Regions from separate parts of the Homo sapiens genome. Here region 2 is linked to region 1. A link is a loop called in an ENCODE intact Hi-C map of the cell type or tissue named here. Cell type or tissue: HepG2. All regions are shown on one strand. Each heading gives the region's core, and the rest is flanking DNA. Links, peaks and the distances in the headings are about the cores only.

Region 1 (5,386 bases), core at 194-5,193:
CTTGGTCCCAAACTCTCTGCATGGAAATATGGGGAAGTCTAAACTCCTATTCCAGGAGAATGAGTTCTTGTGATGACTGGAGATCTGCCTAGGCGTGGAGTGGGAAGGGCCCTCTTGCATCAAAATCTCTGCATAGGAAGGGTAAAATGATTCCTATCAGGCCGGGCGTGGTGTGCTAGGAATCATTTCACCCTGCAGAGTCAGGCAAGCAGGTGCTCTGAATGCCTGGAGATCTGCTTGGGCATGGAGCAGAAGGGGCCTCGTTGCAACATGATCGATGGGGAGGAAGTGTGAGGGAGTTCAAGCTACTGAACCAGAAGAGTGGGTACTCTGAATACCTGGGAATCTTCCTGGGTGTGAAGCAGAAAAGGCCTCCCTGCACCACAATCTCTGCACAAAAGTACAGAACGTGTCAGGCTGTTGATCCACGTGAATGAATTGTTTGAATGCCTGGAGATCTACCTAGGCATGGAACCAAGAAGGCCCCCCTGCACCAAGTTGTCTGCACAGGAAGGGTGAAGAAGCTCAGGCTGCTGTACCAAGTGAATGAGTGCCCTGTATGCCTGGAGAACTACCTGAGCTTGGAATGGAGAGGGCCTCACTGCTCCATGATCCATGTCCATAAAAGTGCAGGGCATCTCAGGCTGCCGGTGCAAGCAATCAGGCACTTCCAGTGCCTAAATTTCTGCCTGGGGGTGGATCAGAGAGGGCTCTTCTGTACCATAATCTCAGGGAAGCAGGCTGGGGCATCCAGCAATGACACATGCAGACTGGTTCTGGGTCACCAAGCTGACTCTGGCTACAAGTCTCGCTGCCCAGAAGAAATCGCAGCTATAGTAGCTTTCTTCCTGCCCTAGGCTGGCAATAGGGAAGAGCACAATTCCAGTGCCTACTACTGAGGCACTTTTTGCAGTTTTGTGAAATCTACCACCCCGCTCCAGAACAGGCACTCCAATCCTTGGTTCAAGACAAAAGTGCCTATGCTGGCACACTGCTGGGTCACCAAAGAACAGCTGACTTTGGTCAATTAAAAGTGGTGTTCTGCTCTCAGTCCTGGGTTTGGGAAAATGTCTGCAGCTTTTCCTGGTGTCTTTCCCTACAACATCTCCAGTCTTCTCCCCAGGTTAGCTCTAGGGCTTGGGAAAAACTAAGTAATCTCCCTCAGCCTAGGTTACTCAGATCTCCACTGGAAAGGTGAGTGACAGAGGTAGGCTGTCTGCCTCTCTCACATATAGGGGGCTTCACTCACTTTTATCAGCTTGATGCTGTCACAGAGGCTGTTTGTTAGCATTCTCCTCTCTGGGATCTGGGGTGTCCTTCATGATTTTTGTGGACTACCATTTTTCTTCTTGAATTAAAACTCACAGAGTTTATCTTAATGCTTTTAATCATAATTGAAAGATTCTAACCCATCACCTTGAAAGAAAAAGCCACCTTTTATTGTAGATTCCTTAATAATTTCTCAAATTATTGTGCCATGTTGGAAGAAAGGTAGTTTTACTTCTTTTTAAATTTCATGTCTTTTACTTTTCTATTGCCTCGTTGCAATGGCTGGAATCTTCAGCAAAATTCTAAATAGAAGACATGACTTTCTAATTCCCTTGCCTATTATTAAGTTTTGGACATAAGAGTTTATCACGTCAACCTGGGAGGTTGAGATCATATTTCTTATCAAACTTTCAATCACTCTTTTGAGCCTCCATTGATGATTTTCTAACTCTGCTATTTCTCCTATATTTATTAAATGACAGAATACTTAATATAAAAATATATAATATATAATAAAATATCTATACTTATATGTTTATTATAATTTATAATATTTGTATTATTATGCAATATATTTAATAATTTATATAATATTTATTACTAGATATAATATTAATTGATGTTTTATTGTAAACAATAACTTTATTTCTATTTATGTATATTACTATGGACTCCTGTATCTTTATTTTACAGTGATAAAAACTGTGAACCAAGAAATTGATGTAAAAACCACCAGCACTGTGAAACACTGGCATTATGTGCCCAATAAGATGCAGCTAGAAAGATACAACATCACTTCTGCAATATTCATGCAAAAAAAATAAAGAGTAACTAAATGTAATTGTGAGAAAACAACAGGGAAAACCAAGTGGAGAGACATTTTGCAGAATAACTTCATCACACAATATTTAGGTCACAAAACACAAAGAAATGGTTATTAACGATTGGTGAACTTTAGAAAGAGAATATATGGCAATTTTTATAACTTACCAAGTGGAGGAGATTAGGAAAATGGCAGATAGGAGGCAGGATTAAATTGCAGCTCCCACTCAGACTGACAGAGCAGCGTGTGGAGACTCACATCGTGAACTTTTGCTTCAGGAACTACAGCAGGAGCATACCAGGAAAGCTAAGAGAATCCACAGATACTTTGAAGGTAGCAGGTTGCACCTGCAGACCCTGGGAGACAGCTGAAAAACGGTGAGTGCCAAAGTGTGAAGGGGGGAATCATCCACCCCTGAACACACACCCTCACTGGGGAACCTGAAGGTCCAGATCACAGGAGAAGGATTTGGCCTTACCTGGAGCTGAGACAATTTTAAAGAGCCAAGTGAAATAAAAGGGTAGAAGAAGCAGTGGAGGGAGCCCTGTGGGCTCTCTCAGTCCCTAGAGAAACCATTTCTGACATTGTGTCTCAGAGCTCCTTAGGGAGGGCTGTCAGAGGACCTGGGAGAAGACCACAGGGAGGACAGTTCCAGCTGATTTTTGTAATAATTTTGACCTAATGTGAAGTTTCCTGGACAGAACTCAGGGGCGGGGGTGAATCCAGAGTGCAGACACAGCACAAAAGCTGCAGCAGGTGGGGAGGCACGAAACCTGAAAGCCCGGCTTGCTTTTACAATCAGGAGTCTGGTAGCTTGTGGCAGGTTCTCAGCCCTGGTCACCTGCTGCCTGGAAACAAACTTGGTGCTGTTGGGCGGCAGGCATGGTGGGAATGAGACTGGCCTTCTGGGCTGTGTGTATGAGCCGGGTGAGGCCTGTAGCTGCCAGCTTTTCCCCCACTTCCCTTGTGATCTGTGTGACGGCAGAGGCAGCCATAATTCCCCTAGGAACATAACTCCATTGGTCTGAGAACCACACTGCAATCCCCACAGCAGCCACAGCAAGCCCCATCTAAGGGGAGTCTGAACTCAGACATGCTTAACGCTGCCCCTACTGGATGGTTTTTCTCTACCCGCCCTGGTAGCTGAGGACAAAGGAAATATTCTTTTGGGAGCTGTAGGGCCTCACCCACTGCCTGATCATCCCTATACTACCACAGCTGATGCTTTCTTGAAAGCTCCACTCCTGGCAAGAGGCTAACCAGCACAAAACTAGTGCAATAAACAAAACTACAACTAAGAACCCTCACAGAGTACATTTCACTGCCCTGCCACCTTAACTGAAGCAGTTGCTGCTATGTGTGGCTGACAGACCTGAAGATGGTTCACATCACAGGACTGTGCAAACACCCCCCAGTATCAGCACAGACCCTGGTAGCTCTGCTGGATGGCTAGATCCAGAAGAGAAATAACAATCAATTACAATTACAGTTTAAACAATTACAGTCAAACAATTACAGTTTGACTCTCAGGAAGCCACATCACTAGGAAAAGGGGGAGAGCGCTACATAAAGGGAGCACCCTGTGGGACAAAAGAATCTGAAAGGCAGCCTTGAGCCCCAAATCTTTTCTCTAACATAGTCTACTCAAATGAGAAGGAACCAGGAAAACAATTCTAGTAATATGATAAAACAAGGTTTTTTTAACACCTCTTAAAGTGGTGAACTTTTGGCAATGTTAAAGAACCTTGTTTTTTCATATTGCTCACCAGCAACGGATCCAAAACAAGAAATCCCTGAATTGCCAGAAAGAGAATTGAGAAGGTTGATTATTAAGCTAATCAGGGAGGCACCCAGGGAAATAGATAGCATAAAAATAAACAATCACAGTTTCTGGAAATAATGGAAAAACTGAGGGAAAATGCAAAATGCACTGGAATGTCTCAGCAATAAAATCAAACAAGCAGAAGAAATAACTTCGGAGCTCAAAGACAAGGTTTTAGAATTAACCCAATCGAACAAAGACAAAGAAAAAAGAGTAAAAGCAAAACAAAAAACAAAGCCTCCAAGAAGTTTGGAATTATGTTAAATGACCAAACCTAAGAATAATTGGTGTTCCTGAGGAATAATGGATAAAAAACCACCAACCAAGAATGCATAAAAATCCACCAACTAAGTATATGCTGTCATCAGGAGACTCACCTAACACATAAGGACTCACATAAATTTTAGGTAAAGGGGTGGAAAAAGATATTCCATGCAAACGGACACCAAAAGCGGGCAGGAGTAGCTATTCTTATATCAGACAAAACACACTTTAAAGCAACAACAGTTAAAAAAAACAAAGAAGGACATTATATAATGATAAAAGGACTGGTCCAACAGAAAAAATATCACAATTTAAATATATGTGCACCTAACACTGAAGCTCCCAAATTTATAAAACAATAACTACTAGACCTAAGAAATGAGACAGACAGCAACACAATAATGATAAGGGACTTTAATCCTCCACTGACAGCCCTAGACAGGTCATCAAGACAGCAAATCAACAAATAAACAATGGGTTTAAATTTTACCCTAGAACAAATGGACTTAAAAAAGATGTACAGAACATTCTTTCCAATAACTATAGAATATGCATTCTATTCATTAGCACATGGAACATTCTCCAAGATAGACCATATGATAGGCCACAAAACAAGTCTCAATAAATTTAGAAAATTAAAATGATATCATATCAAGTACTCTCTCAGACCACAGTGGAATAAAATTGGAAATCAACTGTAAAAGAAACTCTTAAAGCCATGCAAATTATGGAAATTAAATCACCTGCTCCTGAATGATCATTAAGTCAACAATTAAATCAAGATGGAAAGAAACAAACTCTTTGAACTGAATGATAATAGTGACACAACCTATCAAACCCTCTGGAATACAGTGAAGGTGGTGTTAAGAGGAAAGTTCATGACATTAAATGCCTACAACAAAAAGTCTGAAAGAGCACAAACAGACAATCTAAGGTCACACCTCAAGAAACTAGAGAAACAAGAACAAACCAAACTCAAACCCAGCAGAAGAAAAGAAGTAACAAAGGTTAGAGAAAAACTAAATGAAATTGAAACAAAAAATACAAAATATAAATGAAACAAAAACTGGTTCTTTGGAAAGATAAACAAAATTGATAGACCATTAGCGAGATTAACAAAGAAGAGAAAGGATCCAAATAAGCGCAGTTAGAAGCAAAACAGGAGATATTACAACTGATACCACAGAAATACAAAAGATCAGTCAAGG
Region 2 (5,386 bases), core at 196-5,195, 50 kb before region 1:
AAAGTTTCTGTTTGGAGTATCCCCAGAAAGCAGGTGAAAAGTTGTTGTCTTGGAGCTGGATCAGCAGGCCCTTGGCTGGCAATGAGGAACTCATTATGGTGGTGGGTCAAACACAGTTAACCTTGGCATAAGGTATTTCTACACTTGTTCAAATTTTAATGGTTAATTAGGATTATATAATGGTGGAAAAATAGCTATCTCACTAGATAATTCACATATTTGAAAAACATGGAGAAAATAGAAATTATAAGAACAATGGAACTTGTTGGCCGTTGCCAATATTGCTAAACTAAACTGGAGATCTAGAAAAAATAATGAAATTCCGAGATGAGTCAGAGGCAGTTGACAGTCAGGATGTAATATATTTCCCTTGCTTGAAAACAACTGGGGACCTCTATGTATGCATCTGTATATGAATCTCTCTGAATCTGTCTCCACTTTCTCTCTTGGTTGCTAAATCTATACTTAGGGTTAAATTGTAGCAAAACTCAGCTGGAGATATTCAGGGCCTGAGAAGAAAGGAAAGGGAACATACCACTAAGGAGCTGCTTGACATAAATGTATACCCCAGCAGTAGTTGAGGGAGAATATATGGGACTGCCTTCTAAAAGGATTTGAAAAAGAGAGAAAACATGAATTTGGAAAGGGCATGTTTACTGATTCAGATTCATTCTTTTGAGATTCAGGATTCATCACCTAAAAACAACTCAACCCCAGAAAAAAAGTAAACTCATTATTAGTAGGTCTGATAAATAGGTAAAAATGATGATTTATGCTCAATGAAGGCATATTGCTTCCAATGTCATGTTAATTGATGAAAGAAAGGATTAAAAGACTCAGAGGAGTTATTATGCAAGAGGTATATACTGTAAGGCTGGAACCATCAGATGTTCTATGTGAAGGCCTAGTGGTACATCATATAATGAGATCACATAAAATACACTGGTGAGAAGAAGCACTACCCCTAGAATTTCATCATGCCTAAGGTGAATTCCTTCAGTAGGTTGATGCTGATGGTAAGAGAGACTCTTACAGACCTAGCCTTGTAGTTTACAATGGGGATAATAGGCTCATAAAATAAGAAAGGCAAGGTGGTAACACTTAACTGTCAGAAGCTAGAAGATAGACAGAAGCAAAGTTAGTGTGGCAGCCAGGGGAGACTGACCTACAGGTATTTACGAAGATACATTTATAAGGATGGTTGATAGAATACGGGATCCCTGTGGGTAAATTAGATCGACAGCCAATAAGCACCCTACTCAACATATACTAATAAATAGATCATGATTGGATGATCAGGAGGCCAATGGCTGTTGCCTCAATAAAATAGTCAGGATCTCTTGCCTTATGTCTGGGTATTAGCCAATTTTTGAACTTGGAACATATTGATTTCATCAGAGGCCAGGTCCCCAAAAGGGAGGACCCTATAACACCCTGCCATTTGTACATGGTCATAATACCTGCAGTCCTTTGCCAAAACATGGCCATTTACTTAGATGACTGAACACTGGGGAAAGGGAAATATCCAAACAGTTAAAGGACTGTTGAACACAGAGCTGAGGATGGTACACAGTTGACTATGTTACACAGTTGACAAAGGTACATGGAAATGAAGGGCTTCATTGTGTTCCCTCCGTTAATTTAGGAGGCCAAGCAATAAATGCAGTCCTGGCTAAGGTCCAGATCACAGTGAGTTTGCTGTGCCCACAGAGCCAGTCAGTAGTTGTCACTGTAGCTCCAGAATTTATAATCAAAATATGCATACCTGGTAGTTAGTATAAGCCCCATATTAATTTATGACTTGTGAGTAAAAACAAGTTGAAGTTTCTGAAATTACCCCTGACACATACACACATAACCAAGTTAGTAAATTAAAAACAATATTATATCCACTATCACATCAAGAAGCTATAGTCTTATGAAAACTACAAAGGCATGGATGGAGTACCAGTTTGTTGGACATACCTTACAATAATAAGACACTGTCTTCTAAGACATAATATATACCTAAATCAAAGATATTGATTTGGTTATTTTCTCATAAGTAAAATATACAGGTTTGGGAATTAAGGGTTGGAAATAGGAGTAGCCTACTGCCATCATTCCAGTGCCTTACCTGTAGACCATTTTCTCCCTGTCTCCATAATTCTATGTTCTACATGATTAAAGTTCCTAGTTCCCTGTGGGGGAACACTTCTACCAGGGAACACAAAAAAGTCCCATTGAATTTTATACCTTGGCTATTGCCTGGGAGCTTTGGGTTTCTCCTGCTGAGGGATTAAATGTAAGTTAATGAATAACCATCTTGGCAGTGGTAATTGACTTTGATCATCATAAGAATGTTGTAGCACTGTTACACAATGGGGCAGGCAGGAATATGTTTGGCACACAGATCATCCACGCCACTAAAACCAACAGAACTATTACCTGAGGATGAAAGGACTCTAGAATGAATAATGGAGAAGAGAGATAATAAGTATTAGTTGTACCAAAATCAGCTGTAGGAAGTGAGGCTATAATTTGTTCCATTTATCTTTCCATTCTAGATTTTCCCCAGACTGAAAGGCCCACATGAACTACAGGAAAAGCTGTCCACCAAACATCTGTGAAAAAATGAATCTGATTGCGATACAAGGGATGAACTATGGTAGATCCAAACGCATCCCCCATACACATCCCCAGGTAAGCACTTATGGTGCCATCTGTTGGGAGGGCTCTCAATAGACAGCCTTCATCTCTGAGTTCCTCAGGGATTTCCACAGCTGCAGAGATCTGTGTTGCCTAAGGTCATGCCCTTCTAGGGGAAGCCTATATCTAATGCCTGTTTCAGGTAAGGGTTATTCAAAGATCTAGTTATTTGCTCTCGGTGTAAGAACATTCTGTGGGATCCCTTACTTCCAGAGCTCTCCATGAATTTGGCTGAAGCCCTTAGGCCTGTTCTGTAGTGCAACCTTATCTCTCTTTCCAATCATGCTTCCTCCCTTTCTTTCCATAGGTTTTGATGTCATGGCTATTCCTTAATATTCATTCTAAACATTGCATTTTGTTTCAGGGTCTGCTTCCTGGAAGGCCCAACCTGTGACTGTCATTTAAAAAATGTTCTGTTTTTTTTTTGTCCAGTTCCTTTTTTTTAAATTTACAAAAAAAATCTAAAATCAAATTAACATCCCAGATTCGGTGAATATTTGTGTTGTTTGAACAGGTATTTACAGATGCCCACTCTGTGCCAGAAAAAAAGTGAACTCTGCAGGGAAGATGACAGACAACATCTTTTCCTTTGCTTAGCCTAGAGTCTAGTGTAATATAAATAAACTAAACAATAATCACACAAATAATTACAATTATTGTAAAAGTGAAAGAGGAAAAACTGTAGAATATCTCTCTTAGTCCAAAATGAGTTAAGGTTAGATTCTTAAAACAGTAACATTATTAAAAAGAATAATTACTGGAAGGAAAAAAAGTAATGGAGGGACAGAGTCAACAAACACGGAACATAGACAAAGTCTGATAAAAACAGCAACAGTAATTACAGCCACAACCAACAACAAATTTATGATATCACCAAAGGAGAAGACAGTCTTTTAAAAGCTGTCTTCCATCTGTTCCTACCATAAAGTAGAGCTTAGCTCAAGAGAAATAAAAAAGATTCCAATTCAGTTCACTTATGAAAACTTCCAGGCAATGTTGATTTGTCGTGCTGCAAACATAAAAGTAAACATTCTTTTGTAACTTTTTTTTCTCTCTCCATTCTTATTGATATCTACTGAGAGCATTTTTCTTGCACATTCTGAGGCTCGTTTTTGTAGTTTTATGTTCAATCCCTGGTTACCCACATGAAGGCAATACCTTTTTATGCCAGTGAAAATATCAACTACTTCATTTGTGGTGCTTTGCATAGACTACGTTTGGAAAGTGAGAGGAAAATGTGCCAGAGAAGATAAAACACAAATAAAGCAAATCTGCGGAAACAAAACATTTGCATAAAAGATCCCTTCATTTTATCTGTCACATAAAAAGTAGCTATGTATGAACAAATGATATAAAAGTGAAAAATGATATAAAAGTGAAATAAGAAAAACAACGTTTTCATCAAATTCAGTTATTTTTCTATTTAATTTAAAAGGATATTAATTTTTGGTAGAATGTCAGGATTCTCCATGACCACTCAACCGAGTTGGAAAAAAAAAAGGTAAATAGCAAATGGACAACAAAAATATGTTCAATTTATAGTAAATATAATAAAGCATTTTATACTATTCTTACATTAAATAAAACAAGAATATTTTAAAATTTTCAAATATTTGGAGAAATTTTAATATACCAAAATAAGGCATTTGTACTTTGAGTTATTCAGTATCAACATTTCTAACAAATCAAAATTTTACGTGTTGAATATCTCTTGGGTACCATTTAAAAATACTGATGCCAAAAATATGAGTGTTTCGGTTGGAAAGGAAATTCAAAGCACTCAATGAATTGTAGGGAACGCTTTGAATTTTAGATTGACACTCTTGACAATTTCATGACTCCTGTTTTTTTCCATTGTTTCTGTCAATGTAATTATCTTACTATTATATTTAGTCCAAGTCTCCTGTCAAAACTAGCCCTATAAAATGTCTACTGGCAAGTCTGAGTCTACTTGCTTTCTGTCCAGCCCAATTTGCTTTTTTTTCCCCCCAGCAATTGCTTTAAATATTCTAGCCAACTGTAATAAGCTGTTCTTTTTCTTTGCAGGCTGCTACAAGCTATTCTTATTTACAGTACCCATTCTTGAAAACTACTCAATGGTTTTGGGATCCTGCTTTGGTTTTAACAAGACTCTATGTTTCTGTTTCTCATTATTGCATTTTCATGTCTAGATTACTCAAGGGTTTAAACTGAATTATTCCTTCAATTTCAAAGACCAGTTTCTTTAAAAAAAAAAAAAACTGTGAGCTTAGGGGCAAAGAAAGGCTTTTATAAAAAATGATTTGGGAGAAGTGAGAGAGATAAATTTTTATTTTATACATTTTATGATAAAGTATATATATTGACCATTATAATATTAGCATTATAAAACTAATACATTATAATATTAGTGTCATAATATGAATATATTATGATTAGTACAACAATGTAGATTTATAAAATTTAAGATAGAGACTCCAGACAAGAAATGCTTATTAGCTTTGTTTGTAGAATTTATAAAGAACTGAATCATTTATAGAAAGAACTGAGGCCAGGCACAGTGGCTCACACCTGTAATCCCAGCACTTTGCGAGGCCAAGGCAGGTGGATCACGAGGTTAGGAGTTTGAGACCAGCCTGGCAAACATAGTGAAACCTCATCTCTACTAAAAATACAAAAAATTAGCTGGGCGTGCTGGTGGGCACCTGTAATCCCACCT

The links. Peaks named below come from ENCODE experiments on the same cell type or tissue, not always from the same donor. Only the 100,000 strongest peaks of a DNase experiment are listed, where the experiment ranks them.
Region 2: it touches region 1 in a loop (4-fold over the local background); 2 of 110 quality-filtered maps call a loop at or near these places.

Annotation. Positions count from the first base shown.
Region 1 is chr6:141,074,683-141,080,068 of GRCh38, forward strand. No RefSeq gene overlaps it. Among named protein-coding and RNA genes, the nearest start is that of MIR4465, 390 kb to the left of the region's middle. In HepG2, for the core only: a CTCF peak has its summit at 3,194; a DNase peak (open chromatin) is centred at 3,159; H3K4me3 peaks cover 392 bases.
Region 2 is chr6:141,024,393-141,029,778 of GRCh38, forward strand. No RefSeq gene overlaps it. Among named protein-coding and RNA genes, the nearest start is that of MIR4465, 340 kb to the left of the region's middle. In HepG2, for the core only: no CTCF peak of the experiment used is centred there; a DNase peak (open chromatin) is centred at 2,359.